2 separate regions of the Homo sapiens genome follow, and region 1 is linked to region 2. Evidence: read pairs that join two places in POLR2A ChIA-PET (ENCODE). Cell type or tissue: Caco-2. All regions are shown on one strand. Links, peaks and the distances in the headings refer to the core of each region. The heading gives the core; the rest is flanking DNA.

Region 1 (15,397 bases), core at 4,240-12,239, 180 kb after region 2:
CTCACACCTGTATCCCAAGCACTTTGGGAGGCTGAGGTTAGAGGAACACTTGAGCCCAGCAGTTTGAGACCAGCCTGGGCAAGATGGCAAAACTCCATCTCTACAGAAAAACAAATTTAAAAATTAGCAAGGCATGGTGGCATATACTTGTTGTCCCAGCTACTCAGGAGGCTGAGGCAGGAGGATGGCTTGAGCCCGGGAGGTTGGGGCTGCAGCGAGCCATGATTGTGCTTACTGCACTGCAGCTTGGAAGACAGAGTGAAACCCTGTATCTAAAAACAAAAAAACCGGGCCCGGCGCGGTGGCTCACACCTGTGATCCCAGCACTTTGGGAGGCTGAGGAGGGTGCATCACCTGAGGTCAGGAGTTCGAGACCAGCCTGACCAACATGGTGAAACCCCATCTCTACTAAAAATACAAAAATTAGCAGGGCATGATGGCGGGCACCTGTAATGCCAGCTACTCAGGAAGCAGAGGCAGGAGAATTGCTTGAACCTGGGAGGCAGAGGTTGCAGTGAACTGAGATCGCACCATTGCACTCCAGCCTGGGTGACAGAGCAAGACTCTGTCTCAGAAAAAAAAAGAACAAAGAAAGGCAGATGGAATAAGTTGACTCATCTTACTGGGAAGTTGCCAGTGGAGCCAAGATTGTGAGTTGCACAACTCAAAGGGGGCACCATTCACATTCTGGCAGCTCTCACATCTGGCTCAACTGGATCTAGGGACTCAAAGGACACTTCTCTTCTTGTCCCCCTGTCTCTCTTGGCTCAGCTTCTTTTGACCTTGGCTTCAGTCTCTTTCCCCGTAAAGAGGCCTCTTCCCTACAGTTGAGAAGATGGCCCCAATAACTCTAGACCTACTGCACACCAGCCTAGTAACACCTGTGGCTGGGTGGGCTGGGATATCATAGATGGCAGAACTTCCAGAAACATGGAATTGGGGAAAGGCAGTTCTCTGTTTTTACCAGATAGTGAAAGGGACACTAGGCAGGAAAAACAAACAAACACACACACTCACACACACACACACACACACACAAATGTAACATGAACATCTACTCTGTCTTACTGATCCTTGAACATCTAGCCAAATCTGCAACACACTTGTATATGAGTGATTTTTTTTTTTTTCGCAAGGGAGTCATGGAGAAGAGAACAGAACACGAGTAGTACCTGCAAGATGACAAGATGATTCACAGACTGAATTACCTTGGAAGATTGTAGAGCCAGTGATAACCAGGAAGTCATTAGCCAGTTCCCAGAATCCCTGGGGGGCCTGAGAGTGGGGTGCATGTGGGATGGAGTAGATGCTGATTTTATTTGAACTCAAAGGATCAGGTGTGGTGGCTCATGCTTGTAATCCCAGCACTTTGGGAGATCGAGGGGAAAGGATCAATCACTTGAGGCCAGGAGTTTGAGAACAGCCTGGGCAACATAAGGAGACCCCATTTCTATGAAAATTAAAAAAAAAAAAATTAGCCAGGTGTGGTGGCACATGCCTCTAGTCCCAGATATTCAAGAGGCTGAGGCGAGATGATTGCTTGAGCCCAGGAGTTCAAAGCTGCAGTGAGCTATGGTTGCACCACTGCAATCCAGCTTGGGTGACAGAATGAGACCCTTACTTAAAAAAAAAAAAAAAGTTGGATATCTTGGCTGATGTCTGGATTATACACACAAAATACTGCATACAATTCTGGGACTTCAGGATCTCCCAAAACTCATGCAGTGGAGAGCCCCCATTTTGGATCCTATCTCTTTTTTTGGTTCTCACTTTTTTTTAACCACTCTCATCGGTGTACTTCCTCTCACGCCACAGATTCCAGGGCTGAGGCCCCCACCCCTAACACTCAGGCCCCTCTAGCTCTACTCTGAGATGTGATACATACACTCCCTGGGAATTTTCTGGACTGTCCTCAAAGGACCACTGGGCAATCCTGGCATTCTGCATTTGTACCAGTTCTCCTCTCCCTCAGGATGATGCAGCAGTCCCAAGAGAATCAAAAGTCTCCTGCTACCCCCACCCCTCCCGTCCCCACTGCTGAGAACCTGTCCTTCCCGATGATGTCATACCTGGCACATGGGCCTTAGCTAGAACTAGCAGCTGCGGGTCACCCACTGCAGGCCGCTCCTGGCAGGGGAGCAGTAACAACTTGGTCCTGAGCCTGAGCTGCTGCAGGATTTACTACTACCTGCTTTTCTTGGATCTGACAACTACAGAAAGCGTTGGAGAAAGGATTTTGAATTTGTCCCAAGAAAATAATTCAAAAGAAGAAAAGCACTACAGGCAAGAAGGTGTCCACTGGTATGGTAGTGACACTAATCACCAACAACCTAGAAGTCCAGTAATGAGAAGAACCAACATTTGCCCTGCATTTCACATTACTCCGCCTGCCTCCTCACGATTACCCTGTGAGCTGGGTAGGCACTTGGTCCAAGTTTACACAATGAGTGAGTAGCCGAGCTAGACTTTAAGCCTGAGCTCTCTCAACTACGCCACTATGATGGTATTCTCTCCCTCTGATTTAACCACTTGTTTTATGCAAGTTAAGTTAGTTACAAATGCCTTCTACTGATTGCTGGCTTACTCTGTGCAGGGCATTGTACCAGATGTGCCACAGACGGGCTCTCATCAAGTCTTTCTCCAAACCCTGTGAGATGGATATTATTTTAAAGATGAAGAAACTGAGGCTCAGAGTGGATAAATTATTTGCCCAGATCACAAATGTGTTTTAGGTTTTGTCTGATTATTATAACTATCACAATGATGAATTACATTTTGATTCCAGCTTTTTTTTTCTTTTCTTTTCTTTTTTTTTTGAGACGGAGTCTCACTCTGTTGCCCAGACTGGAGTGCAGTGGCACGATCTTGGCTCACTGCAAGCTCTGCCTCCCGGGTTCATGCCATTCTCCTGCCTCAGCCTCCCAATTTTTTATATTTTTAGTGGAGACGGGGTTTCACCGTGTTAGCCAGGATGGTCTCAATCTCCTGACCTCGTGATCTGCCCGCCTCAGCCTCCCAAAGTGCTGGGATTACAGGCGTGAGCCACCGCGCTGGGCCCTCTTCTTTTTTTTTTTGATACAGAGTTTTGCTCTTGTTGCCCAGGCTGTAGTACAATGGCATGATCTCGGTTCACCACAACCTCTGCCTCCCGGATTCAAGCGATTCTCCTGCCTCAGCTTCCCAAGTAGCTGGGATTACAGGCATGCGCCATCACGCCCAGCTAATTTTGTATGTTTAGTAGAGATGAAGTTTCTCCATGTTGGTCAGGCTGGTCTCAAACTCCAGACCTCAGGTGATCCACCCGCCTCAGCCCCTCAAAGTGCTGGGATTACAGGCATGAGCCACTGCACCCCACCTCCAGCTTTTTCCCTTCCCTTCCCTTCCCTTCCCTTCCCTTCCCTTCCCTTCCCTTCCCTTCCCTCCCTTCCCCTCCCCTCCCCTCCCCTCCCCTCCCCTCCCCTCCCCTCCCCTCCCCTCCCCTCCCCTCCCCTCCCCTCCCTTCCCTTCCCTTCCCTTCCCTTCCTTTCCTTTCTTTTCTGTTTTTGAGATGGAGTCTCACTCTGTCGCCCAGGCTGGAGTGCAGTGTTGTGATCTTGGCTCACTACAACCTCTGACTCCCAGGTTCAAGTGATTCTCCTGCCTCAGCCTTCCAAGTAGCTGGGATTACAGGCACGCGCCACCATGCTCAGCTAATTTTTGTATTTTTAGTAGAGACCAGGTTTCGCCATGTTGGTCAGGCTGGTCTTGAACTCCTGACCTCAAGTGATCTGCCCCCTTGACCTCCCAAAGTGCTAGGATTACAGGTGTGAGCCACTGCACCTGGCTGGCTTTTTTCTTTTTAAAAATTATTTCCTTGGAATAAATGAAAATTATTTCTCCTCTCTGAGCCTCAGTCTATCTGCAAATAGTGACTACTCTGTAGGGTTATAGGAGAATGAGGTGAGGTGTCCTATGTAAAAGGACCAGGCAAAGATTGGCATTTAATGAGTCTCCATCAGTGTGGGGTTCCTGCCTTCCTTTTGGGACCCTTGAGAGCAGCTTCTGTATTTGCTCATCATTTTAGTCAACAAGATGGTTCAGGGCTGGGTGGATGCTTGACCACATATGCAGATGGCTCAGAGCTGGGAGAGTAAATGAATACAGCAAATGCAAAATAAAGTCTGCAGGGTCCTCACTTGGCCAGGGCAGGCAGAATGACTGTTTTCTAGAGCTACTGTAAAGTCCTACATTTGGGTTTTGAAAATCAGTGTCTCCGCTGGGCAAGGTGGCTCACACCTGTAATCCCAACATTTTGGGAGGCCAAAGCAGGAGGATCACTTGAGGCCAAGAGTTTGAGACCAGCCTGGCCAACATGGTGAAACCCTGTCTCTACTAAAAATACAAAAATTAGCTAGGTATGGTGGTGCACACCTGTAGTCCCAGCTACTGGGGAGGCTGAGGCAGGAGGATTGCTTGAACCTGGGAGGCGGAGGTTGCAGTGAGCCGAGATGGCGCCACTGCACTCCAGCCTGGGTAACAGAGAGAGACTCTGTCTAAAAAAAAAAAAAAGAAAAAAAAATCAGTGGCACAATTATGCAATGGTGGGTGACTAGGCTTTCCTTACAGTTCATGGGGCATAGACCTAGGGGTTTTAGTCAACCACAAGATCAAAAGAAAATTGTCTGTGAGATACATCCGTTAAAATACTAATGGCATCTTGGGCAGGAATCAGGGACAGTGTCCATCACACAGGGGGAAACAGTCCCACTGCACAACCACATCTAGAGTGTTCTGACCCATTCTAGGACCCATATTTTAGGAAGGACACTGATATATTGGAGTATATACAGAGAAAGGATGGGGAAGGTGACAGAGCAGGAGCACCGTCATCTCAGACAGACACCGTCACTTTAAGTTCCAGCTGCCTTTCTAGCCTCATGCATTTCAGGGAAATCACTTCTTTTCTAACTACAAACAGCCAGAAAGAGCAGACAGTAAAACAGATAAGACAGCTTGGGCACAAAGGGAGGTGGGGGAAAGTCTCTTGGGTAACTGCCAAACTTTCCCCTCATACAATAAGGCCCCAGTAAAATAGTGGGCCTTAATAAGCACATTCCTTTCCCTTCAGGTGCACTAAGACAGGGAAGCTAAAAGCAGACTCAGGGGTATGCCTGCAGCTGCACAAAGATGTATGGGAACAGACACACAACTCTCCCTCCCAGATAAGCACAACAACAAGACACAGAAGCATTCCAAGCCTCTGATAAACTCTCCCACCCTGAATCCTTAAAAACTCTTAGTCTGTAAGAGAGTGTGCCTCCCACCTAACTCAGCCAGAAGCTCCTCTCATGTTTGTTTTCTCTAAAATAAACCTGTCTTGACTGGTGAGCCACCTTTCATGTTTCCTTCCTCTTTCTTTAATTCTTACAGAAGGGTCTGGAAATAAATGGAGGCTGAAGGAACTGAGATGCTGAGCTGTGTATTAGTTATTAATTGCTGTGTAACAGGTTATCCCCAAACTTGCTGGCTTAAGAAACCATACACGTATTATCTCACAGTGCCTGTGGGTCAGGAATCTGGTATGAGTGCTCTGCTCAGGGTCTCACAAGGCTGCAGTCAGGGCTTTGGTCAGGGCTGTGGTTCAGGGGAGGAGGATTCGCTTCAAAGCTCATTCTCATGGCTGTTGACCAGAGACATTAGTTCCTGCCCTGTGCTAGGCAGCTCGACATGACAGTTGGCTTCCCCCAGAGTGACGGCTCTGAGGGACAGGAAGAAAGAGCAAGCAAGATGGAAGTCACAGACTTTTGGTCACCTAATCTTGGAAGTGACAGCCCACCACTCTTACCCTGTTCTGTTTGTCACTATGTCCAGCTGACACTCAAGAGGAGGGGGTACGAGAGGTGGGGCTCCTTGGAAGCCACCTTAGAGGCTGCCTACCACAGGGGAGGAGGAGGGAATACGAGGTGGGAGGGGAGGACAGAGGACAGACATGCTCTTTATTAAGAAGGGGCGGCTGTTGAATTGCATGTGGATTGTGGACATAGAGGGGAGAACTCATGAGTGAGAAATGGCAGGGAGGCCTATTCAGCTGGTGTGTCAGTTAGAACTGCCCAATAATGGAAAGGACTGCCTAGGTAGATAGTGAGCTCCCTGTCACTGGTTGTATCCAAGCAGAAGCTGATGCCCTGTCAGGGAAGTGGTAGAGAAGGTTCTGCTTTGGGGGGCAGGCTGTACTGTCAGGCAAGCCTCTGATTTTCTGCCGTTTGAACTTTCAGGTATTTGGAATTTAGGAATGATTAGTGAAGCAATCTCTACCTAATCATAGCAGAATCTACTTAAATAGTAAGCTCTTTCACTTTTTGAAAGTAGGATTTTCTACAACGTGGTAGCAAGTGGGTGGGACTATCTTTTGAGCCTCTGTAATAGGCCAAGTACTGTATCACTTACTCCTGCTAACAACTCTCCCATCTCACAGTCAAGCTCCTAGGATTAATATGGTGGCTCCAGAGTGATGGGGACCCAGGCTCCTTCTTTCTTTTGCTCAGCCAGCCTTAGAGCATTGCCTTTGTCTGCATGGCCCAAGACAGCTCTCCACCACTTCTGTATTCCCAAGCAAGGATAAAAGAAGGGTGTAGGAAAAGGTCTGACTATTTTTTATATTTGTCTGCGGACAGTTTTTTGTTTTTTTTGTTTTTTCTGAGATGGAGTCTCACTCTGTCACCCAGGCTAGAGTGCAGTGGCACGATCTCGGCTCACCGCAACCTCCACCCCCTGAGTTCAAGCGATTCTCCTGCCTCAGCCTCCTGAGTAATTGGGATTACAGGCACCTGCCACAGCGCCTGGCTAATTTTTTCGTATTTTTAGTAGAGACAGGGTTTCACCATCTTGGCCAGGCTGGTCTTGAACTCCTGACCTCGTGATCCACTCACCTCGGCCTCCCAAAGTGCTGGGATTACAGGCGTGAGCCACCACGCTCGGCGACTGCTGACAGCTTTTAAGCCCTACCCTCTCTCTTCACTTTGTGCCCATGTCTGGCTAGCTGAAAAAGCCCAGGAAAGTTAGCATGGTGGTACACTGGAGGCTGAGGATTGCTTGAGCCAAGGAGTTCGAATCCAGCCTGGGCAACATAGGGAGACCCAATCACAAAACAAAGAAATCCCGGCCAGGCACTGTGGCTCACACCTGTAATTCCAGCACTTTGGGAGGCCGAGGTGGGCGGATCACAAGCTCGTGAGATTGAGACCATCCTGGCCAACATGGTGAAACCCCGTCTCTACTAAAAATACAAAAATTAGCTGGGCATGGTGGCGCGTGCGTGTAGTCCCAGCTATTCAGGAGGCTGAGGCAGGAGAATTGCTTGAATCTGGGAGGCGGAGGTTGCAGTGAGCTGAGATCATGCCACGCACTCCAGCCTTGGCGACAGAGCGAGACTCTGTCTCAAAAAAAAAAAAAAAAAGCAAATCCCAGGAGTTCCCTTCTTTGGTGTCAGCAGGAAGTTCAAGTCACAAACTTGATCCCTCACGCCAGCCCCACCCCCACCCCAATTTTATATTCACCATAAAAATGCAGGACAGGTGAGCCCCCAAATTGGGGCTTAGACCAGGCGGGTGCTTAGCTTCACCCAAGAAAGAATTCAAGGGTGAGCCAGTGGTGTAGGATAGCAACTTTTTAAAATTTTTTTTATTTTTGAGACGGAGTCTTGCTCTGTCATCCAGGCTGGCATGCAATGGCGCAATCTCAGCTCACTGCAACCTCTGCCTCCTGGGTTTAAGCAATTCTCCTGCCTCAGCCTCCCGAGTAGCTGGGACTACAGGTGCACGCCACTATGCCCGGCTAATTTTTTGTATAATATATATGTATATATTTTGGGTCGGGCACGGTGGCTCACACCTATAATCCCAGCACTTTGGGAGGCTGAGGTGGGCGGATCACCTGAGGTCAGGAGTTCAAAACCAGCCTGACCAACATGGTGAAACCCCATCTCTACTAAAAATACAAAAAAAAAATTAACCAGATGTGATGGCGCATGCCTGTAATCCTGGCTACTTGGGAAGTTGAGGCAGGAGAATCGCTTGAACCCAGGAGGCAGAGGTTGCAGTGAGCTGAGATCGTGCCATTGCTCTCCAGCCTGGGCAATAAGAATGAAACTCTTTCTCAAAAACAAAAAACAAACAAACAAACTATATATATATATTGGAGACAGAGTTTCGCTCTTGTTGCCCAGGCTGGAGTGCAATGGCGCGATCTCGGCTCACTGAAACCTCTGCCTCCTGGGTTCAAACTATTCTCCTGCCTCAGCCTCCAGAGTAGCTGGGATTACAGGTGTGTGCCACCACACCTGGCTAAAATTTTTTTTTTTTTTTTTTGAAATGAAATCTCGCTCTATGGCCGAGGCTGGAGTGCAGTGGTGTGATCTCGGCTCACTGCAAGCTCCGCCTCCCGGGTTCACGTCATTCTCCTGCCTCAGCCTCCCGAGTAGCTGGGACCACAGGCGCCCACCACCACACCAGACTAATTTTTTTTTTTTTGTATTTTTAATAGAGACAGGGTTTCACCATATTAGTCAGGATGGTCTCAATCTCCTGACCTCGTGATCCGCCCGCCTCGGCCTCCCAAAGTGCTGGGATTACAGGTGTCAGCCACCGCACCCGGCCAATTTTGTATTTTTAATAGAGACGGGGTTTCTCCATGCTGGTCAGGCTGGTTTTGAACCCCCAGTCTCAGGGGATCCACCCATCTCGGCCTCCCAAAGTGCTGGGATTACAGGCATGAGCCACCGTGCCAGACCAATTTTTTGTATTTTTAGTAGAGATAGGGTTTCACCATGTTGGCCAGGCTGGTCTCGAACTCCTGACCTCAGGTGATCCACCCACCTCGGCCTCCCAAAGTGCTGAGATTTACAGGCATGAGCCACCACACCCAGCCTTGGATAGCAACTTTTATTGAAGTGGTGGTGTACAGCAGCAGCAGAGAGACTGCTCCTTGCGGAGTATGGCTACCTCATAGGCAGTGTGCCCAGAGTGGCAGCTCAGAGGCAGTTCTGCAGTCATATTTATACCCACCTTAGTCATATGCAAATTAAGGGGCAGAGTATGTATGCAGAAATTTCTGAAAAATGGGTGGTAACTTCTAAGTTGTCAGGTTGTTACCATGGAAAGGGACAGTAACTTCTGGGTGTTGCCATGGCAATGGCAAAGTAACATGGCACAGTGGAGGCCATGTCTTAAAGAGAGGTGCTTTCCCCTCCTTCCCTGTTTTAGCTATTACTCAGTCTGATTCATTGCTGAGCCCCATCTCTGGAGTCAAGTCCCACCTCCTACCTCAACATGACCAAATCTAACTGCAAGCAAGGCTGGGAAATATAGTCTCTCTTGGGCAGCCATATGCTCAGCTGAAATTCTAGTCTGTCGTTAATGGAAGAAGAGGAGGATGGATATTTGGGGCCACATCACCTTTCTGTTGAGGCAGAAACTAAGACACAGAAAGGCTAAATAGGCCGGGCACAGTGGCTCACACCTGTAATCCCAGCACTTTGGGAGGTGGAAGTGGGCAGATCACTTGAAGCCAGGAGTTCAAGACCAGCCCAGCCAACATGGTGAAACCCCATCTCTATAAAAATACAAAAATTAGCCAGGTGTGGTGGTGTGCACCTGTAGTCCCAGCTACTCAGGAGGCTGAGGAACAAGAATTTCTTGAACCTGGGAGGTGGAGGTTGCAGTGAGCTGAGATCACGCCAGCCTGGGTGGCAGAGCAAGACTCTGTCTCAAAAAAAAAAAGAAAACAAAACAAAAGAAAAAGCCTGGTGCAGTGGCTCAGGCCGTAATCCCAGCACTTTAGGAGGCCAAGGATCAGCTGAGATCAGGAGTTTGAGACCAGCCTGGCCTGCATGGTGAAACCCCATCTCTACTAAAAATACAAAAAAAGGTAGCCAGGCGTGGTGGCGCACGCCTGCAGTCCCAGCTACTCAGGAGGCTGAGGTAGAAGAATCACTTGAACCCGGGAGGCAGAGGTTACAGTGAGCTGAGATCGTGCCACTGCACTCTAGCCTGGGTGACAGAGTGAGACTGTGTCTCAAAAAAAAAAAAAAAAAAAAGGCTAAATGAATTGCCCAAGGCCACAGAGTCAGAACTCCATGCCATCAGTCCTGGTGCCATTGCAGAGAGAAGTGCCACTGTTACCAAAACACTAGGCATTTGGTCTAGGTCCTGCTGTTCGCCACATAGAAAGCTAATGATGACTGAGATGACAAATATTGTCAAGGAAGAAGACTGTAATCGGGTCCTACAGCTGAGAAGTTGGGAGCTCAGTCTCAAATCCATCTCCCCAGTGGACTAAAACTAGGGGTTTATATAGCAGGGAAGAAATGTAACAATGTTCAAGATAACAGGAACTAGGGAGGGGCAAGGAAGCAATCATAATGAATAAGGAATGGGCATCTATCTCAATGTCCGGATGTGGCGATCTGGTGAGTTTCAGTTCTTTGATACTTTTTTTTTTTTTTTTTAGAGGCCTGAACTTCTTTTCCTGAGGAAGGAACTCAGATAAAAACAAATGTAAGTTTCAAGCTTTAAGACCAGAAGGGGCAATATCTATGTTTATCCAAAAAAACTGTCTGTTTATTGGGTAGGTCTCACCACTTTGTCTCCTGAATGTCTTCCCGAGGAGACTCTGATCTCCTTGAGGGCAGGGCATGTGCCTTTCCTGTCTGGAAGGCACCTAGTAAATGCCCAATAAGCATTGGTTGTTATTGTGAAAGAGCAGTAACTGATTCACAGCTGCTTCCATAGCACTTCCTGGACTCCAGCACTCACTCCGGACCAGGCTCAAGTTTCTGGATGGGTAGGAGGGCTGGCTGGGAACAAAAGAAAACAAAGGAAAGCTGATTTGGTTCTTTGTTCTGTGTAGCCCTGTGCTAAGCTTCCCCGTCCTCCAGCAGCTTGCACAGACCCTGGTTCCAGCACTTGGAGTTTTACTGCAATAATGCTCCATTATTGCTGTGTTAGAGTGTTATTATGTATTTCCATGTCTGTCCCTCCCCCTAGACTGGAAATGCCTTAAGGTTTCTTTAGTCCCAGGACCTAGATCAGTGCCTGGCATATAACAGGTGTCTTGTAAATGACCGTTGACTTCATGAGTGGGTTTTATGTATTGTATTGTACTGTAGTGTATTCTAGAGTATTGTATTCTAGAATATTGTATATGTTTGAGACAGTCTCACTCTGTCACCCAGGCTGGAGTGCAGTGGCATGATCTGAGCTCACTGCAACCTCCACCTCCCAGGTTTAAGTGATTCTTGTGCCTCAGCTTCCCAACATAGCTGGGATTACAGGCGTGCACCACCACACCCAGCTAATTTTTGTAAGTTTAGTAGAGATGGGGTTTCACCATGTTGGCCAGGCTGGACTTGAACTCCTGGCGTCAAGCAATCTGTCCGCCTCAGCCTCCCAAAGTGCTGGGATTACAGGCATGAGCCACCACGCCCAGCCAAATTTTTGCATTTTTATAGAGACGGGGTTTTGCCATGTTGGCCAGACAGGTCTTGAACTCCTGGCCTGAAATTATCCACCTGCCTCGGCTTCCCAAAGTGCTGTGATTACAGGCATGAGCCACTGCACCTGGCCTGCATGAGTGAAGAACTGAAAAAGGAGGACAGAAGGAAGGTTGGGGACAGGATCGAGGTTTAGCAGGGTGTCAGAACCACCGTACTAGCCAGTTTTACTGCAATAATGCTCCATGACAAGCCCTCCCAGAACACTGGCTTACATCAACCAGTGTTTATTCACATATTTTCCCCACTCATGAGTCTGTGAGTGGGGAGTCGCCACTCATAAGGCTGGCTCTGCTGGGGCTGAGCTATACTTGGCTCTGGGCTTAACCTTAGGTATGCTCCGTGTGTTTCTTCCCTTTCTTGGGCAAGTTGCTGTTTGGCATGTGCCCTTCTCATGGTGAATGGCAGGAGTGGAAACATGGTGCCACTTCAGGCTTTACCTTGGAACTGGCATGCTGTTGCTTCTCACATCCCATTGGCCCAAACTGGTCACATGGCCAAGCCCAATGCTGCTGGGTAGGGAAATATATTCCACCCACTCTCCTGCTCCAAGGTCACAAGGTAAGTCACATGAAGAGCTGAAGAACAATCTACCACAGCTTCCCTGAAACAAAACCCAGAACCTCTTATGTTCCTCCAGTGAGAAACTCTAGAAGAGTGGCTGCTGGTCCCTGAGTGCCACTTGTGGTCCTGATAGCCCTTTCCTCCTGGGTTTATGGCAGAAAGAGACAATTGTCCCCATTGCCCATTGCCCCTTTCTTTCTTTTAGTAATAGAACACTCCAGGTTTTAGTTAGGCATGTGGTGCCCACTAGGGGCCACATTTCCCAGCCTCCTTTGCAGCTAGATGTGATCATGTGACTAAGCTGTGGCCAATGGGATGATGCACAAATGCCACAGGCACCTCCTGATGACAGTTGGTATGAGGAAGCTGCATGTCCTCCCTTCCTCTGTCCTCCTTGCCTTGGGCTGGAATGTGGGCTCACATGGATGGTGAGGTAGCTTCAGCCATGAAGACAAGGACAACACTCCAGGATGACGGAGTAACACAGCAGAAGGAATCTGGGTGTTCACACAAGCTCCTGGTGTTTGCCCTGGTTGCCTGCCCAACCCTGGTCCCTAAAGTGAGAGAAAAATAAAATTCTCTTCTGTGTTATATTTTTGTTTCTTCCAGCATCTTAGCCTGTATCTCAACTCACATAAAGTCCCTCACTTGTCATCCCTTTGCTGCCCCTGCTCTGGCACCTAAACACCCCTTGCCTACCTTTTATCTCCCATTCACCAACGTGTGGACCCAAATCCCTTTTCTTGATTTTCCTTAGCAAAATGGAGACAGGATGGAGTTTTTAAAAATCGTAAACTACAAAGAGTAGTCAACGGCAAAATAGAACCCAAGAAATGAAGCAGAAAGCAATCAAGTTTCCATCACAGAGATACCTCGCCCCATCATGGCCATTACCCAGGGCAGTGTGATTGGGCTTTGCCCAGGGGGCTGGAAATTTAGAGGATATGGAATTTAAAACAATAATTGCGGAAAGTGATGAAAGTGAAACTGTTGTGACATTTTTAACATTTTGACAGCACATGCACCCCTGCATGACACAGAAACAAAGGGATTTGGCCCTTCCATAGGAAGCTTCCAGAAGGCCTGTGGTTAATAACACCTCCTTCATGATTCCTAGATGGAAAACCAAAGTTGGTTTGAGGGTGTGTTTCAGACCCTTGCCTGAGGCAGCCGAAGTGCCAGTTAGAGCTCTGTGTCCTACCAAAGGTGACTCACCCCATGGACTCTGCACCTTTTCACTCTCACCTTTCAGAATTTCCAACTATTCCGATTTCATGGCCACTTTTATGGAGCTTCTTGATCCGCAAACTTCAGGCTACTTCCCTCCAACCCACATCATCTTATCTCCTGCCCTCTCTGACCTGGGCTCCTGGCCATGACATTTCTTTCTTGGCCAAGACCAGGAAAGTTCCCCCTAACTCTCTGGAACCCTTCTTCATCATGCCAGGTTCCATTCACAGTGACTTGTGTCATCCCTAGACCATTGCCAGGAATCTGATGATGAGTCCAAGAAATAACCTGTGACCCATATTTTCCAGAGTCCTGCAGGAATTTGACATTTGTAGATCTCAAAGTCTCACAATTGCTTTTTTTTTTTTTTTTTTTGTCTTTTTTAGATGGTCTTGCTCTTGCTCTGTCGCCCAGGCTGGAGTGCAGTGGTGCAAACTTGGTTTACTGCAGTCTTAAGTCTTAACCTCCTGTGCTCAAGTGATCCTCCTGCCCCAGCCTCCCAAAGTGCTGGGATTACATGCATGAGCCCCCATGCCCAGCCCAACAATTTCTTAATTATACTATAGCCTTTGCTTCCACAGGAAGGAAGGGAGGAAGAAATTATTTTTTTTTCCGAGACGGAGTCTCGCTGTGTCGCCCAGGCTGGAGTGCAGTGGCGTGATCTCGGCTCACTGCAAGCTCCACCTCCCGGGTTCCCACCATTCTCCTGCCTCAGCCTCCTGAGTAGCTGGGACTACAGGCACCTGCCACCGTGCCCGGCTCATTTTTTTGTATTTTTAGTAGAGACCGGGTTTTACCGTGTTAGCCAGGATGGTGTCGATCTCCTGACCTCCTGATCTGCCCGCTTCGGCCTCCCAAAGTGCTGGCATTACAGGCGTGAGCCACCGCGCCCGGCCGGGAGGAAGAAATATTAAGGGAACATCTAGTATGTGCTAGATATTTTCCTATTTTCTTTCTCATCTAGCTGCAAGATCATATGATAACATGAGACAGCAGAGAGGAGAAGACCCCTGTCTCACAGCCAGTAAGTGGTAGGGCTGAGGTTTGAACTCGGGTTTCTCCAACTCCAAAGCCTGGGCTCTTTCCTTCATGCAGTCTCCACACAAGAACTTGCACAGGTGCTCAAGGGTGCTGAGGAGGAGTGTTTGGTTGAAGATGCAAGAAGAGAGAGAGATTAAATGGGAGTGGGCTTAGATGAGGGAGGAAGAAGATGATGGGGAAGGAAGGTGGCAGACGGACTGAGTGATGGAGAAGGGAGGTGGGGGAGGGAAGGGTCACAGGGTTCTGCTTTGACAGGGATTTGGGATCCCAAGAATGGAGCTTTTTTTCCACACTGTGCCTTGCTGGAATCACCTCACGTCCCCACATGCGATGAGCTCATCCTTCTCTTGGCACCACCTGCCTCTCATCTTGGCCCTGGCTGGGACGCACCAACGTTTCTGCAGGAGGAATAAAGCAATAACAGGAATCTCATTTTTCTCCTTAAAATAATATCTCTCTGTTCTGCCAGCAAGCAGGGAGCTACTCCTGCCAGCACTCCAGTGGGAAGCCTGTTCCCAATCCGATAGGATTAGTCTGATACTGGCTTCCCAGGAGCCCCCAGTAGCCAAGGCAGCCCTCAGGTGACCTTGAGCTCCTGGCTACAGATCCCCTGATGTCCTTCTCAGCCCCCAGATAGTCACTCACCTCCATGCCTCCATCCCAGGCTCTCCAGGGCAAAGGGATGCTATTCTCACTAGTCCCAGGCTCCCCTAGCTGGTAGCTCCTTCACCATCTCTCTAGGACCTAACCAATTTCCTACAAGGAAAGGATCACTGGAAAAACCATTTTGAACAGGAAGAATTTAATTTTTTTGCAACAGGCTTTCCCCTCTTTAAAGAAAAGAAAGAAAAAAGAGTCCTCATTTACCTAAAGGTCTGAGTGCCTGGAAATTTCTTCCCTGTGTGCACATTACCCACTTCCTGGCTGCAGGGATGGAAGGACTCGGAGAATTCGAAGGATATTAAACAGATTCATAATGGACTCAGCAGTATAAACATGTCTCAAGTGCAGACAGAAATGCCACAAGCTCCTACT
Region 2 (15,397 bases), core at 2,924-10,923:
AATTTCAGATACCCTATTTTTCAGTGTACATTTGTGGATTTTTTTGTTATCAAAAAACCATTTTTTTTTAGATTCTAATTCTCTGTTGAAATTCTCCATATTATGTGCATCTTTTCCTCTATTTTCTGAATATATTAATGATAATTATTTAGAAGTCCTTGTCGTCTAACTCTGATGTCTATATCATCTGTGGATCCACATCTTATGTTTTCTATTTATCAGTCATATATTTTTGTCTTTTCACATTGCGATTTTTGACTGAATGTTGGTAAAATACACACAAAAGCACTATTGAGGCTCCATAAAATATTTATTTTCCACCAGAGACAGTTTACACAGTCCTCTGCAAGACACAAAGTGTGGTTAATCCCCTCAATCCAGTCAGGAACTCCTATGAGTCCAGGCTGTATTACATATTTGGTGAGGTTCAGTTCATCTCTGTTTGAGTCCATTCCTAGGTTGTGACCCTACTCAGCTTACGGTTGAGGGCATGGCCGACTGTGTCCTCAACACCAAGAGAAGCATAAGAATTTCCACTCTGCTTTTCAGAGACTTGTCAGTTTCTCTCTTTAGTTTTCCTCCCTGCATAGCTTCAGACTTCAGCAGATGTTATGAGAGGGAATCTGGCTACCTATTTAAGACCCCTGGATGGGTCTTGGTGGTTCATGCCTGTAATCCCAGCACTTTGGGAGGCTGAGGTGGGAGGATCACTTGAGCCCAGGAGTTCAAGACCAGCTGGGCAACATAGTGAGATTCTGTCTCTAAAAAAAATTTTTTTTTAATTAGCTGGTTGTGGTGGCACCAGCTGGTAGTCCTAGCACTTTGGAAGGCTGAAGTGAGAGGATCGCTTGAACCCAGGAGTTCGAGACCAGCCTGGGCAACAAAGCGAAACCCTGTCTCTACAAAAAGTAAAAATAATTAGCCAGGTGTGGTGATGCATGCCTATGGGACCCAGCCACTCGAGAGGCTAAGGTGGGAGGATCGCTTGAGCCCAGGACTTCAAAGTTGCACTGAGCTATAATCAAGCCACTGCACTCCAGCTGGGGTGAAAGAATGAGACCCTATTTCTTAGGAAAAAAAAAAAGAGAGAGAGAGAGAAAGAAAGAGTGAGAGAAAGAGACCCTTCAAGTATCCCATTTTGTGTTTCCAGTCCCCGTGTGACCGTCAGAAGCTCTGCTGGCTTCTCTGCCTAGCAGCAATGCCTTCTGTGTAGGACAAACCCAGATTATCAATCTCGAGTCTTATCTAGAGTTAGAAAATGCTCCTGGGGAAAAGGAGCTGCAGATCTTCATTCATCTCGGAAAGGTGAACCCTTCCCTGTAATGTCAGTCTCTCTTATGAACTTCTGCAGCTCTCTGATGCTTTCATAAATATCATTTTTGCAGTTTACCTGGCTTTTTTAGATGTTCCCAGAAGAACTATTGGCTTGCTGTGAACTATTTTGTCCTATTCAGAAATACTCTCAAGATATATTCTGATGGATTGAATATATTATCATAGGTTTTGTTGGAACAAAATCTCTTGAGAAATCATTTTTTCCTTTATCTCTTCCTCTTCCCCCCACCCCCAGCCCTCTAGATGTGGGTATAGAGAAAGAAGCACCTTGGGTCAATTCCAGATCTCCTGCTCACCTAGTGTATGGGATTAGAGCATTTATTTAAACTCTCTGCCTCTCAGTTTGATCTGAAAATGAGGATCCTGTGAAAATTAAGTGAGGTAACACTGTATGGCACCCAGCACGAAGGCTGGCACATGGATTTTAATGCCTTTCACCTCTTTCTTCTCTCTCCTCTCCCCACAGCTGATTTGAGCAAGCTTCCTCTTAGTGGCTGGGAGAGTTTTCCCACAAAGGGATCAAAGCTAAGTGGTTTAGTGCTGGACGCGGTGGCTCATGCCTGTAATCCCTGCATTTTGGGAAGCCGAGGCAGGAGGATTACCTGAGGTCAGGAGTTTGAGACCAGCCTGGTCTACATGGCGAAACCCCATCTCTACTAAAAATACAAAAATTAGCCGGGCGTGGTGGCGGGCACCTGTAATCCCAGCTACTGGGGAGGCTGAAGCAGGAGAATCGCTTGAGCCTGGGAGGCAGAGGTTGCAGTGAGCCCAGATGGTGCCACTGCACTCCAGCCTAGGCGACAAAGAGAAATGGTCTCTCAAAAAAAAAAAAAAAAAGAAAAGAAAATGCTTAGCGGTTTTGTTTGTTTGTTTCGTTTCACTTTTGAGCCGGAGTCTCACTCTGCTCGATCTCGGCTCACTGCAACCTCCACTTCCTGGGTTCAAGCGATTCTCCTGCCTTAGCCTCCCGAGTAGTTGGGACTATAGGCGTATGCCACCACGCCTGGCTAATTTTTTAAAAATTTTCAGTAGAGATGGGGTTTCACCATGTTGGCCAGGCTGGTCTCGAGCTCTCCCTTGGCCTCCCAAAGTGCTGGGATTACAGGCGTGAGCCACCGCACCTGGCCAGCTTAGTGGTTTAAAGGTAGTTTCTCTACTGATGACTAGAAAGGTGGTCAATGTGTCCAGTCTTAGGGGTAAAAGGAGATAAAGCAAGGTCTTTACTCACAGCATGTGGCCCTTGGAAATGACAACTTCAGGATATGGAGAGGCTAAGAGTAATTTAGAAGCGGTAATGGAGCTTCCCAGGGCCAGGCGGGGTCCACGCTCATAGCTATCTGGAGGTGGAAGACACTCATGGGACAGAGCTACTCAAATCTGTCACTCTTCAGTCGCTTTCCTCAGCCCCCTAGACAAGGCACTTAGACGCACGGTTTCATTTAAACTCTAAGCAGAAGCAGTGGTGTGCTGGACTTAGCTCAAACCATCTTGGATATTGAGAGCTGAATGTTGAATTTTCAGGAATTTTATGAGCTGGTTGACTTCATGTTGGTAACTTAAAATCTGCGATGGTGAGCTGGGTGCTGTGGCACGCACCTGTAATCCCAGCTACTCAGGAGGCTGAGGTGGGAGGATCACTTGAGCCCAGGAGTTCAAGACTAGCCTGGGCAACATGGTGAGACCCCCATCTCAAAAAAAAAAAAAAAAAAAAAAAGCTGCCATGGTGGGAATATTTATATGATGGAAACCAATGAACACTACAAAGAAAGGATTTGCGTTTCTTCTGGAGAGCCAGTTGTTAAATATTTACTAGCAAACCACTGAACATAAGTGTTTTTACCAATTTACAGTTGAGTAAACTGAGGCTTTGAGACCCAAGTTCTCTCAGAGCATAAGTAAGTGGCACAGCCAGTATTAAAATCTGGCTCTATTTTTCATTTATTTATTATTTACTTCTTTCTTTCTTTCTTTATTTTTTGAGATGGAGTCTCTCTCTGTCTCCCAGGCTAGAGTGCAGTGGCGCGATCTCGGCTCACTGCAACCTCCACCTCCCGGGTTCAAGTGATTCTCCTGCCTCAGCCTCCCAAGTAGCTGGGACTATAGGCGCCCGCCACCATATCTGCCTAATTTTTTGTATTTTTAGTAGAGACAGGGTTTCGCCATGTTGGCCAGGCTGGTCTTGACCTCCTGACCTCAGGTGATCCACCCACCTCGGCCTCCCAAAGTGCTGGGATTACAGGCGTGAGCCACCACGCCCGGCCCATTATTTTTGTTCTCAGGATGGTCATATATAACCCCAGGATAGGAAGAAATAAAAATGCTGTACTTCCCTTCCCACCCCCACTCCCTGCCCCAGTGTGAGTATCCAAAGAATATCAGAATCTCACTTCTGCTCACTGTGATCCTCACCGTGATCCCTGGCCCAAGCGGTCTTCCCTTAATCATCCCCATTCTACAGACTGGGAGGAAGCCCCATAAGGTTCAGTGACTCCCAGCCCCGGGCTCACACATTAGTGCCAGGACTCATTAGAGGCCTCTCCACCTGAATCCAGAAACCCTTGGCCATGCTCCAGCTAGCTGCCTGATAAAGGAGCAGAATTCTCGATTCAGGTTCAGGTTCAGCAACCATGCACATTTCCTTTCCTTTTCCCTTCAGGTGACAGGAAGCCATTGCTGGTCCTCAGGCAGGCTCTGTTCATTGCTGCCACAGCCTAAACTGCAAACATGGCATATCTGGGTGCCGCTGGGAAGCAACTCATTGAGGAGAGTGTGGCAGATGCTGCTGAGAGGCTAGGAATGTAGAGTAAGGTATCAGCAGGAGCCTGGGCAACATAGGGGGACCCCGTCTCTGCAAAAAATAAAAATACAAAAATTAGTCACGTGTGGTGGTGCATGCCTGTAGTCCCAGCTACTCAGAAGGCTGAGGCAGGAAGATTGCTTGAGCTACAAAGGTCAAGGCTGCAGTGAGTTGTGTTCGAGCCACTGCACTTCAGCCTGGGCAACATAGCAAGGCCCTGGGTATGAATTCTGACTCCCCACCTTAGCTGGGGGAACTTGGACTAATCACTGTGATCCTTAGTTGTATAATTTATAAAATGGGGATATTAATCTCGTCAGGCGCGGTGGTTCATACCAATAATCTCATCACCTTGGCTGGAGGATTGCTTGAGTCCAGGAGTTTGAGACCCTCCCTGGCAAAATAGTGAGACCCTGTTTCTACAAAAAATAAAAAACTAGCCAGGGTGTGGCGGTGTGTGCCTGTATTCTTAGCTACTTGGGAGGCTGAGATGGGAGGAACACTTGAACCCAGGAGGTTGAGGCTGCAGTGAGCCATGATTGCACCACTGCACTCCAGCCTGGGTGACAGAGATCCTGTCTCAAAAAAAAAAAAAAAAAAAGAAAGAAAGAAAATGAGAAAATGAAAAAGAGAAAACCTGAAGATTAACTGAGCCAACATGCAGCACCAGGGCTGGTGGACAATCAGTGCCCAATAATTAGTAGATTGGGGGCACACCAAAGGGATGTTTTGGACAAATGTTAAATCAATATTTGGCTGAGGCTGAAGAAAAATATCATTACCACATAATAAAATTCTCAGCTGGGCACGGTGGCTAATGCCTGTAATCCCAGCACTTTGGGAGGCCAAGGTGGGCAGATCACTTGAGGTAAGGAGTTCGAGACCAGCCTGGTCAACATAGTGAAAGCCCACTTCTACTAATAATACAAAAATTAGCCAAGTGCAATGGTGCACGCCTATAATCCCAGCTACTGAGGAGGTTGAGGCATGAGAATCACTTGAACCCGGGACGTGGAGGTTGCAGTGAGCCGAGATCTCACCACTGCACTCTGGTGGCAGAATGAAACTGTGTCTCAAAAAAATAAAATAAAATAAAATAAAATTCTCAGAGTCAAGAATAAATCTTATATTTTATTAAAGATTTAGTTACTGCTGCAAGTTTATTATTTAAAAAATTTAGTAGTCATATCTCTAAAGCTTGTCCTAATGCAGAAATAATACTTTCTCAGCACATTCAGCACCTGAATTGTTCCTTCGGTCACTACTTGGCACATTTAGGTTATAAGTAGAAGTTCACTTTCTATTATTATTATTATTGTTATTATTATTTTATTAGTTTTTGAGATGGAGTCTCACTCTTGTCACCCAGGCTGGAGTGCAGTGGCACAATCTCAGCTCACTGCAATCTTCACCTTCTGGGTTCAAGCGATTCTCCTGCCTCAGCCTCTGCGCCTGGCTAATTTTTGTATTTTTTGTAGAGACTGCGTTTCGCCATGTTGGCCAGGCTGTTCTTGAACTCCTGACCTCAAGTGATCTGCCTGCCTTGGCCTCCTAAAGTGCTGGGATTACAGGCATGAGCCACCATGCCCAGCTGATAAGTAGAAGTTCACTTTCATCTGGGGTTAATGGAGGGTCAAAACGTTTTTTGGATATCTCACTTATCTGACATTTTCTTCTTTCTTTTCTTTTTTTTTTTAGAGGGAGTCTCACTCTGTCACCCAGGCTGGAGTGCAGTGGAGCAATCTCGGCTCACTGCAAGCTCCACCTCCCGGGTTCACGCCATTCTCCTGCCTCAGCCTCCCGAGTAGCTGAGACTACAGGCACCCGCCACCACGCCGGCTAATTTTTTGTATTTTTAGTAGAGATGGGGTTTCCCTGTGTTAGCCAGCATGGTCTGGATCTGACCTCGTTATCTGCCCGCCTCGGCCTCCCAAAGTGCTGGGATTACAGGCATGAGTCACTGTGCCTGGCCTCTTTATTTTCTTTATTGCAATTGGATTGAATGAAACCCGTCATGAATGTTGTGTATGTTTTTTCTCTTCCTGAAATTTTGAAGTGACAATGTTGACATTTGCTTTTGGTGCAACTTCACAAGATATGGAAATTCTCAGATAGTCTTTTTTGAAAGACTCATGGACTAAATAACTAAGGATTACAACACTCAAAGTTTATTTTGCTTAAGGTTATAAAGGCTAGTTCACCAAACAATTCTACTAAGACTAGAATTATGATATGGTAACTATTATTTTGTCTTATATTATCGTTTAAATTTTCATAAATGTTTCATGGCCTAAAAAGGCTGTAATATTTTCCCTAAGGTTTCTAGCTCAGAGTCATTCAGTGTGGGTCCTCAGGCTAGTAGCATTACCAAAACACTGGAGTTTGTTAGAAAGACAAATTCTTGGGCCAGTCCAGAGACCCATTGAATGAGAACATTTGGAAGACAGGTTCCTGGAATCTGTATTTTAATCAGCTCTCCAATGATTTTGAGTGTCCGTAAGTTTGAGAAGCACTGATCTAGCCAACACACACTCCTGATAATTGCATAGTTGTCCATCTACTTTTTATATCACCATTTGAAAGTTCCAAACTGTTTTGGTACATAGATCATCATTAAATATTACAGCATTTTAAATCTTGAGACAAACATTTCAACACATAGAGACACACGGAGATTTTTCACTTTTTTTTTTTTTTTTTTTGAGATGGAGTCTTGCTCTGTCGCCCAGGCTGGAGTGCAATGGCGCAAACTCGGCTCACTGCAACCTCTGCCTCCCAGGTTCAAGCGATTCTCCTGCCTCAGCCTCCCTAGTAGCTGGGATTACAGGCATGTGCCACCACACCTGGCTAATTTTGTATTTTTAGTAGAGACGGGGTTTCTCCATGTTGGTCAGGCTGGTCTCGAACTCCCGACCTCAGGTGATCCGCCCGCCTCAGCCTCCCAAAGTGCTGGGATTACAGGCATGAGCCACTGCGCCCGGCAGTTTGTTTTGTTTTTAGTCTGCAAAGTGGGAAATATAATCCCTGTTGTGGGACTCTACTGGCACCAAGTGGGAAGGGGATTCTCTGCCCTAATAGCTTCCCTGACAGAGGCAGGAAGGTCCCTAATGAATCTGTTTAAAGACATTTTGCTTGGTTTATTTCCTCTTCTCTCCCAGCCTATCAAGGTAATTGTGAATAACCCATGAAATACCAGATGTGAAGGTGCTTCATCATCCAAAGGGGACCGGGAGAAGGAGCCCAACTAGTTACCTTCCTACTGGAAGGCATGGTCCCACTGACACAGTTTCTGCTCACGAACACATGGTAGTTGCTGAAGAAATGTCCTTTGAAGAGTGTTTTGTGGCCTGAATGTGTTCTCTGCACCCTGCTTTCTCTCATTCTTTTATCCATTTGCTCATTTGTTCACATGGCCAGCATTCCTTGAGTACTGCTCTCTGCAAGTCCTTGTCTGGGCACTGGGCATAGAGTGGAGTGAACAAGGCAAACCAGGTTCTTGCTCTCAAGCAGTAAACAATCTGTGGGACAGAGAGAGTCCTGGAGGATTCCAGTGCTGTGTGATTGGTGTCAGGATAGAGGGACACACAGGGGGACTGTCGGATTGCAGAGTTCTCATATTGGTCCTTCTCAAGTATAAGGAGGATCTGCTAAGCATGGAATTTCCCAGCCCAACCTGAGATATATCCCTTTGCTCTCAAAGGTCCAGGGTAGACAGCAGATAGAGAAGCTCTAGGACGGTCCCAGGGGAGGAATCCCGACTGGGCACATTCTTACTGTAACCTTACTTCCCTGACCCTGCTGTCTCCCTGCAAGGCATCTGTAGCACCGGCCTTGCCATTTTAGCCTTCTCCAATTAGACATCACTCATGAAGGCAGGGAGACTTGGAGTGAAGCCTGGCCAATGGGTTATTTATTCTATCGTTTGAATCACAATACATCTCCAAGCTTACCCTTGATTTGGCTAATTCAAGAGATTAAAGCCCAGATGTGATGGGGGCTGTGCTGTCACAAAATGTCACAAACCCCTCATTTTGTGCCAGCTGATGAGAGACTAATTGCCCAGACGGTGAGAGAGCATGATTAGTCCTTCTTTTATGCCAAGCCCCGAGGGAGATGAGAATTAATCGTGCAGCCCGGTGGGAGGGGCTCTTCTGTCTCAATGCGCTCTCTCAAGCTGGCGAGAAGGTTCCCTGATGAATATGCAGTAGAGGAAGCTGATTTGTCTTCCTGCTTAGCTTCAGCCAGGTCCAGCAATAACTTCTGATTCTGGCAGGCTCTGTGTTCAACATGGCTCTTCCCTCCAAGTCTTCTCTCTCTGGCTGCATATTTTGTTTCCCCCCTTTTCCTGCATACTTCACTTCTTCACCTCCCACACATCCTTTTCAATATGTTTTTATGTTCTTGGCAACCCTTACCAAGGACAAGACTGACCTCCTACTCATCAAGACTAATGTTTACCAGGATGGTCCTCATCTATTTGACCTCTCTGTAATGTTTGAAGCTGTTGGCCACTTTTTCCTTCTGGAATCTCTTTCCTTGTCTTCTGGGAGTCCTTCCTCTCTCACTTTCCTAATCTTTTCTTCTCCATCTCCAACTTCCTCCCCCACCCTGAAAATGTTGACATGTTCCCAGTTCTCTGTTTCAGTTCTTTTCCTATTCTCTTTGCTCCCTCAGAGAGTGACACATGCTGTTGGTTGCCAATTCAACACTCATTCTCTCTTCTTTTTTTTTTTTTAAGATGGAGTTTTGCTCTTGATTCCCAGACTGGAGTGCAATGGCGCGATCTCGGCTCACTGCAACCTCTGCCTTCCAGGTTCAAATTATTCTCCTGCCTCAGCCTCCCAAGTAGTTGGGATTACAGGTATGTGCCGCCATGCTTGGCTAATTTTGTATTTTTAGTAGAGACGGGTTTCTCCATGTTGGTCAAAGTGGTCTCGAACTCCCGACCTCAGGTGATCCGCCCGCCTCAGCCTCCCAAAGTGCTAGGATTACACGTGTGAGCCACTGCACATGGCCTTTTTTTTTTTTTTTTAGACAAGTCTTGCTCTGTCACCCAGGCTGGAGTACACTGGGGCTATCTTGGCTCACAGCAACCTCTGCCTCCTGGGTTCAAGTGATTCTCCTGCCTCAGCCTCTCGAATAGCTGGGATTACAGGCGCAGGCCACCATGTTTGGCTAATTTTTGTATTTTTAGTAGAGACAGGGTTTCACCATGTTGGCCAGGCTGGTCTTGAACTCCTGACCTCAGGTTATCTGCCTGCCTTGGCTTCACAAAGTGCTGAGACTACAGGCAAGATACACCGCACCCAGCCATTCTCTCTTCTTGTTCAGGGAGGGTGACCCCTCCTCTGTGCCAAAGGATGAATCATGATTGGTTCAAACAATCATGGTAAATCATTTATCTTTGCCTATGATTTAAGAGTGGACACGTAGGCTGGGCACAGTGACTCACGCCTGTAATCCCCGTACTTTGGGAGGCTGTCGCGGCTGGATCATGAGGTCAGGTGTTTGAGACCAGCCTGGCCAACATAGTGAAACCCTGTCTCTACTAAAAATACAAAAATTAGCCGGGTGTGGTGACACGTGCCTGTAGTCCTCAGCTACTCGGGAGGCTGAGGCAGGAGAATCGCTTGAACCTGGGAGGCGATGCTTGCAGTGAGCTGAAATTCTGCCAGTGTACTCCAGCCTGGCTGACAGACTGAGACTCCGTCAAAAAAAAAAAAAAAATGATTAGACATGTGACATACTCCTTGCCAATGGAGCACAAACAGAAGTTTAGATGGGAGGCATTTCAGGAAACAAATGTGTGGGGAGAAGCTGCCTTTTATACCTTTAAACAAGATTTGAGGACATGGTGCCTGAAGCTGTAGAATCCATCTGCAGCTGAGCCTGGGGAGAAGTTGAACAGAGTCAGTCACAGTGATGCTGTCCTGAGCTTTGAGGTAGTTAAGCCAGTAAGTGAATCAATCCTGGACTGAACCTGCTATTCTCATTTTTGAGTTGCTATGAGTTGGGTTTTCTGCTACCTGCAGCTGAAAGCATTCCCAATGGTACATAGGGAGATACTAACATCTCCCATGACTTTGACTACCAGCTCTGCACTGTTGCTGCCAAAGTTTATGAGTTTAATTCAGATCTCTTACTTGTAGCATCATAGATGTCTTCACATGAATATCCCTCACACTTAAGATCTAAACAAAACCCCATCTGTATATCCTCTTATTCTCAGGCCAAGTCAACTGGCTTTCCATCATCCTGCAGTAATTTGTTCATACCTCTGTTAGAGCATTTGTCCCATGAGTTTGTTTGTTTAACTGTGTCTGTCTTCCCCTTTAGAATATAAATTCTCCTTTAGAACCTTTTTTTTTTTTTTTTGACAGAGTCTTGCTCTTGATCTGTCACCAGGCTGGAGTGCAGTGGCGCAATCTCGGCTCACTGCAACCTCCACCTCCTGGGTTCAAGCGATTCTACCACCTCAGCCTCCCAAGTAGCTGGGACTACAGGCGCCCAGCACCACATCCAGCTAATTTTTGTATTTTTAGTAGAGATGGGGTTTCACTATGTTGGCCAGGCTGGTTTGAATTTCCTGACCTCATGATCCGCCCACCTCGGCCTCCCAAAGTGCTGGAATTACAGGCATAAGCCACTGTGCCCAGCCTAGAACCTTATCACATCTTTAAATCCCTAGTATTAAGTAGAAGCTATTATATACTTGTTGAACAAATTAATTGGCAAATGTTCAGAATGTTCAGAGGTGTTCAACTGCAAGTAACACAATATCTAAAGACTAGTGACTTAAATTGTAAAGATGTTTACCTATCTCACAAAATGTGAACTTTGGAGTTACATTGTTCCAGGATTAGTTAAGCAGCTCATCAAAGTCAGGAAACTGAGTCAGAATATCTGAGATCCTCTTGGCTCAGAATCTCTGAGATTCTTCATTGTTGCAAAGTAGCTGCCACAACTCCAACATTACATCTTTGCACAACAATCTTCCAAGCAGGAAACAAGGGAAGCAGATCTTGGTGGCAGCAAAAGGGCTTCCACTTCACATACTTCTCTCTTTTTAGGGGGGTGCAAATCCTTCCAGAAACAACTCTCTGCATTGTTAACTGGAACTATGTTATGTATCCCCTTGGATCAATATCTGGCAAAGGGAACAGCAATGACCGAGATCGGCTTAGACCGATCTTGAGTCATTCCTGGTGCTGGTCATGTTGCTGTCTGACCAAAGGAGGATTCTGAATCAAGGTGGGAGAGTATCTACCGGATAGGTGATTAATGATACTTGCCCTTGATGTGGTTTCCTGAGTCCAAGCTCTTCCAGAACCCTCGCTGTTTCTTGGGCACTTCTGAGATACACATAGCTCTGTGGTCAGCCTGTTCCTTTATAGAACAATCCCTATATTCTCCATGTTTAGTGATCCATAGCAGAGGCTGATTATGTGCAGTTGTATAACTCTGTGAACTTGCTCTTTAGCAGGGCTAGTGCACACAGGAGTCAGTGTCAAGGGGAGGTGGATGGCGGCAACTTTGCTTGCCAAGCCACGCACCTTGGCATGGGGTTGTGTCTGTTTGGAGGTAGGAGTATCTTGTTGCAATTCTCACAAAGGCACTGTAATGGCTGTGGCTGCTCTGTCTTCCAGAAAGGCTGTACCAGCATGGTGAGTGTATAATGGACATGAGCATGGACATGGGATGGACATGAGAATGTTCATCTGTCTATACCCTCTCCATTACTAGGTATAATCACTCTAGAAAATCTTTAATAATCTTTTATCTGGTCCCCTTGGCTTTAGCCTTTCCCTATGCACTTGATATCTACTCCCAGATTTACCTTCCCCCAAATCTCAAAGCAGTTGCTTCCTTGCTTAAAATCTTCTGTTGACTGTCTTTTTTTGTGGGGGGGGACAGAGTATTGCTCTGTCACCCAGGCTGAAATGTAGTGGCGTGATCTCAGCTCACTGCAACCTCCACCTCTGGGTTTCAAGTGATTCTCCTGCCTTAGCCTCCGAGTAGCTGAGATTACAGGCACACACCACCATGCCCAGCTAATTTTTTGTATTTTTAGGAGAGACAGGGTTTCACCATTTTGGCCAGGCTGGTCTTGGACACCTGACCTCAAGTGATCTGCCCATCTCAGCCTCCAAAAGTGCTGAGATTACAGGCGTAAGCCACCCCACCAGATCTGGGACTGTCTTATAGGTATACGTTAAACCCCTTACTTGACATTATGGGCCACTCAAGATCTGGCCCCACCCTATGATCCCAACCTTATTTCTCATTATGAATCTTTCACCGAAGCCAAAATTTTTTTTATGCTGCTCTTCACCCTCAAATTCCTTTCTTCTTCCTTTCTGCTTATTCTTGAAGACATGGCTCAGATCCAATCTCCTGAGGAAACATTCCTTGGCTGCTCTAGCCTACCCTCTTATCACCTCTGAATTCCTTCCATTCAGTGGTTCTCAACTTTGGCTACAAGTTAGGATTACCTGGTGAGCTTTAGAAAATACCATTGCCTGGGTCCAGCCATAGACATTTTGATTTAATCAATCTTGGTGCCAGATTGGACTCTGGGATATTTAAACACTCCCTAGGTGATTCTAATGTGCAGCCAAATTCCTGGACTCATTTGGAGTTTTTGTGTTGCATTTGTGAGTTTTAAAAATCAGATTCCTGAGCTGCACCTCCAGGGGTTCTGACATCTATATAAAAGCTCCCCAGGTGATTCTAAAGTGAAGCTTGATTGAGGGCCACTGTTCTGTGCTTACATATTTTTATTAATATTTTGTTTTGGGCCAGGCGTGGTGGCTCATGCCTGTAATCCCAGCACTTTGGGAGGCCGAGGTGGGCAGATCACAAGGTCAAGAGATTGAGATCATCCTGGCTAACACGGTGAAACCCCATCCCTACTAAAAATACAAAAAATTAGTCGGGCGTGGTGGCGGGCACCTGTGGTCCCAGCTACTCTGGAGGCTGAGGCAGGAGAATTGCGTGAACCCAGGAGGTGGAGCTTGCAGTGAGCCGAGATCGCGCCCCTGCACTCCAGCGTGGGTGACAAAGCGAGACTCCGTCTCAAAAAAAAAAATGCTTTGTTTTTTGTTTTGTTGTGTTTTTTTGAGAGTTTCCCTCTGTTGCCCAGGCTGGAGTACAATGGCACCATCTCAGCTCACTGCAACCTCCGCCTCCCGGATTCAAGTGATTCTCTTGCCTCAGCTTCCTGAGTAGCTGGGATTACAGGCATGCGCCACCACACCCAGCTAATTTTGTATCTTTAATAGAGAAGGGGTTTCTCCATGTTAGTCAGGCTTGTCTCGAACTCCCGAACTCAGGAGATCTGCCCACTTCAGCCTCCCAAAGTCCTGGGATTACAGGCGTGAGCCACCGTGCCCATCCTTATTTATTTATTTATTTATTTTTGAGATAGTGTCTTGCTCTGTCATTCAGGCTGGAGTGCAATGACATGATCTTGTCTCACTGCAACCTCCACCTCCTAGGTTCAAGGATTCTCCTGCCTCAGCCCCCCAAGTAGCTGGGATTACAGGCATGCACCACCATGCCCCACTCATTTGTATATTTTTAGTAAAGGAGGGGTTTCGCCATGTTGGCCAGGCTGGTCTTGAACTCCTGACCTCGGGTCATCCGCCCTCCTCGGCCTCCCACAATGTTGGGATTACAGGCAGGAGCCACCATGCCCAGCCTCTTTCAGTTTTATTTCTATGCATAACAAAATGGCATTATGCGATGGCTTGTGTTTTTTTTTTTGTTTTTTTGTTTGTTTGTTTGTTTGTTTGTTTTTGAGACAGGGTCTGGCTCTGTCATCCAGGCTGGAGTGCAGTGGTGCGATCTTGGCTCACTGCAACCTCCACCTCCTGGGCTCAAGCTATCTTCCCACCTCAGCCTCCCAAGTAGCACAGGCCACCACACCCAGCTAATTTTTTATTTTTTGTAGAGATGGGGTGGTCTAAAACTCCTGGGCTCAAGTGATCTTCCTGTCTCGGCCTCCCAAAATGCTGGGATTACAGGTGTGAACCACTGCGCCCAACCCTGATTTTTTATCTTCACTTAGCAATATATCATGAACATTTGCCTTTGTTAGTAAATATTCTTCTATAGCAAGAATATTGAATATTAGTTGGCAAGCTTTTTCTATAAAGGTCTAGGTAGCAAATGTTTCAGGCTTTGTGGGCCATACAGTTTGTTGCAACTCTGTTGTTCTAGCATGAAAACAGCCATAGACAACACATAAACAAATGAGTGTGGCTGTGTTTCAATAAAACTTTATTTACAAAAACAGGATGGACATTCATTTGGCTTGTGGGTGTGTTTCCTGACTCCTGTCTTATAGCACGGTTTCTTTTTTAGAGCTCACTAAGATCCCATTGTATGTCTACTCTGCAATTTTTATTCTCTTAACCTTGAATATTTAGTTCATTTCCATTTTTTAATATTACAGAGAATCACTGCAAGTAATATCTGTGCATCTTTGTCTCCCCTGTCCACCCCCAAGATAAATTTCTAAAAGTGTATTGATGGGCCATGGGTTTTGCCTAATTTTTAGAGCTTGCGACTCAAATTGCCCAGTGGCCCTTCAGGAAGTACAGGAGAGGGCTGCCCACTTCTTGCATCTTTGCCAAAACTGGGTATTAAAATTCCTTTTAATCTTTGTCAATATACTTTGTCAATATACTTTTTTTTTTTTTTTTTGACACGGAGTCTCACTTTGTCGCCAGGCTGGAGTGCAGTGGCATGATCTTGGCTCACTGCAACCTCTGCCTCCCGGGTTCAAGCAATTCTTTCGCCTCAGCCCCCCGAGTACTGGGACTACAGGCACGCGTCACCATGCCCAGCTAATTTTTGTATTTTTAGTAGAGACAGGGTTTCACCAGGTTGGCCAGGATGGTCTCGATCTCTTGACCTCGTGGTCCGCCCTCCTTGGCCTCCCAAAGTGCTGGAATTACAGGCGTGAGCCACCGTGCCCAGCCGATATATACTTTAAAATATTTTTAACTGTAATTTTAATCCCATGGCATCTTAATTTAATGGTTTTTGTCACCACAAAACCGGTGTTTGCAGATCATGAAGCAAAGATACATGTGTCCTTTGTCTCCAAGGTGCTGGCTTTTGACATGCTGTGAAACTGCCCCAAGGGACAGTCAGATAAAACAAATTACTTGCTTCAGAAGCAAACCCTGTCTGTCAAGTTATTGGATACAAGCTGAGACCCCAGAGCCCTGCTCACAGATAAGTATTCAGTGGAGAAAG

The links. ChIA-PET counts read pairs that join two places held together with the same protein. Peaks named below come from ENCODE experiments on the same cell type or tissue, not always from the same donor. Only the 100,000 strongest peaks of a DNase experiment are listed, where the experiment ranks them.
Region 1: POLR2A ChIA-PET joins it to region 2 with 11 read pairs; 2 of 35 experiments call an interaction of 5 or more read pairs at or near these places.

Annotation. Positions count from the first base shown.
Region 1 is chr17:43,599,402-43,614,798 of GRCh38, forward strand. It overlaps LOC124904008 (a long non-coding RNA gene), which reads left to right and starts at 14,224. Exons shown (of 2, transcript XR_007065763.1): 1 at 14,224-14,345; 2 at 14,618-14,794. In Caco-2, for the core only: no CTCF peak of the experiment used is centred there; no DNase peak of the experiment used is centred there.
Region 2 is chr17:43,423,554-43,438,950 of GRCh38, forward strand. No RefSeq gene overlaps it. Among named protein-coding and RNA genes, the nearest start is that of MIR2117HG, 13 kb to the right of the region's middle. RefSeq lists an enhancer at 15,113-15,397. In Caco-2, for the core only: a CTCF peak has its summit at 5,196 (motif pointing left); a DNase peak (open chromatin) is centred at 7,888.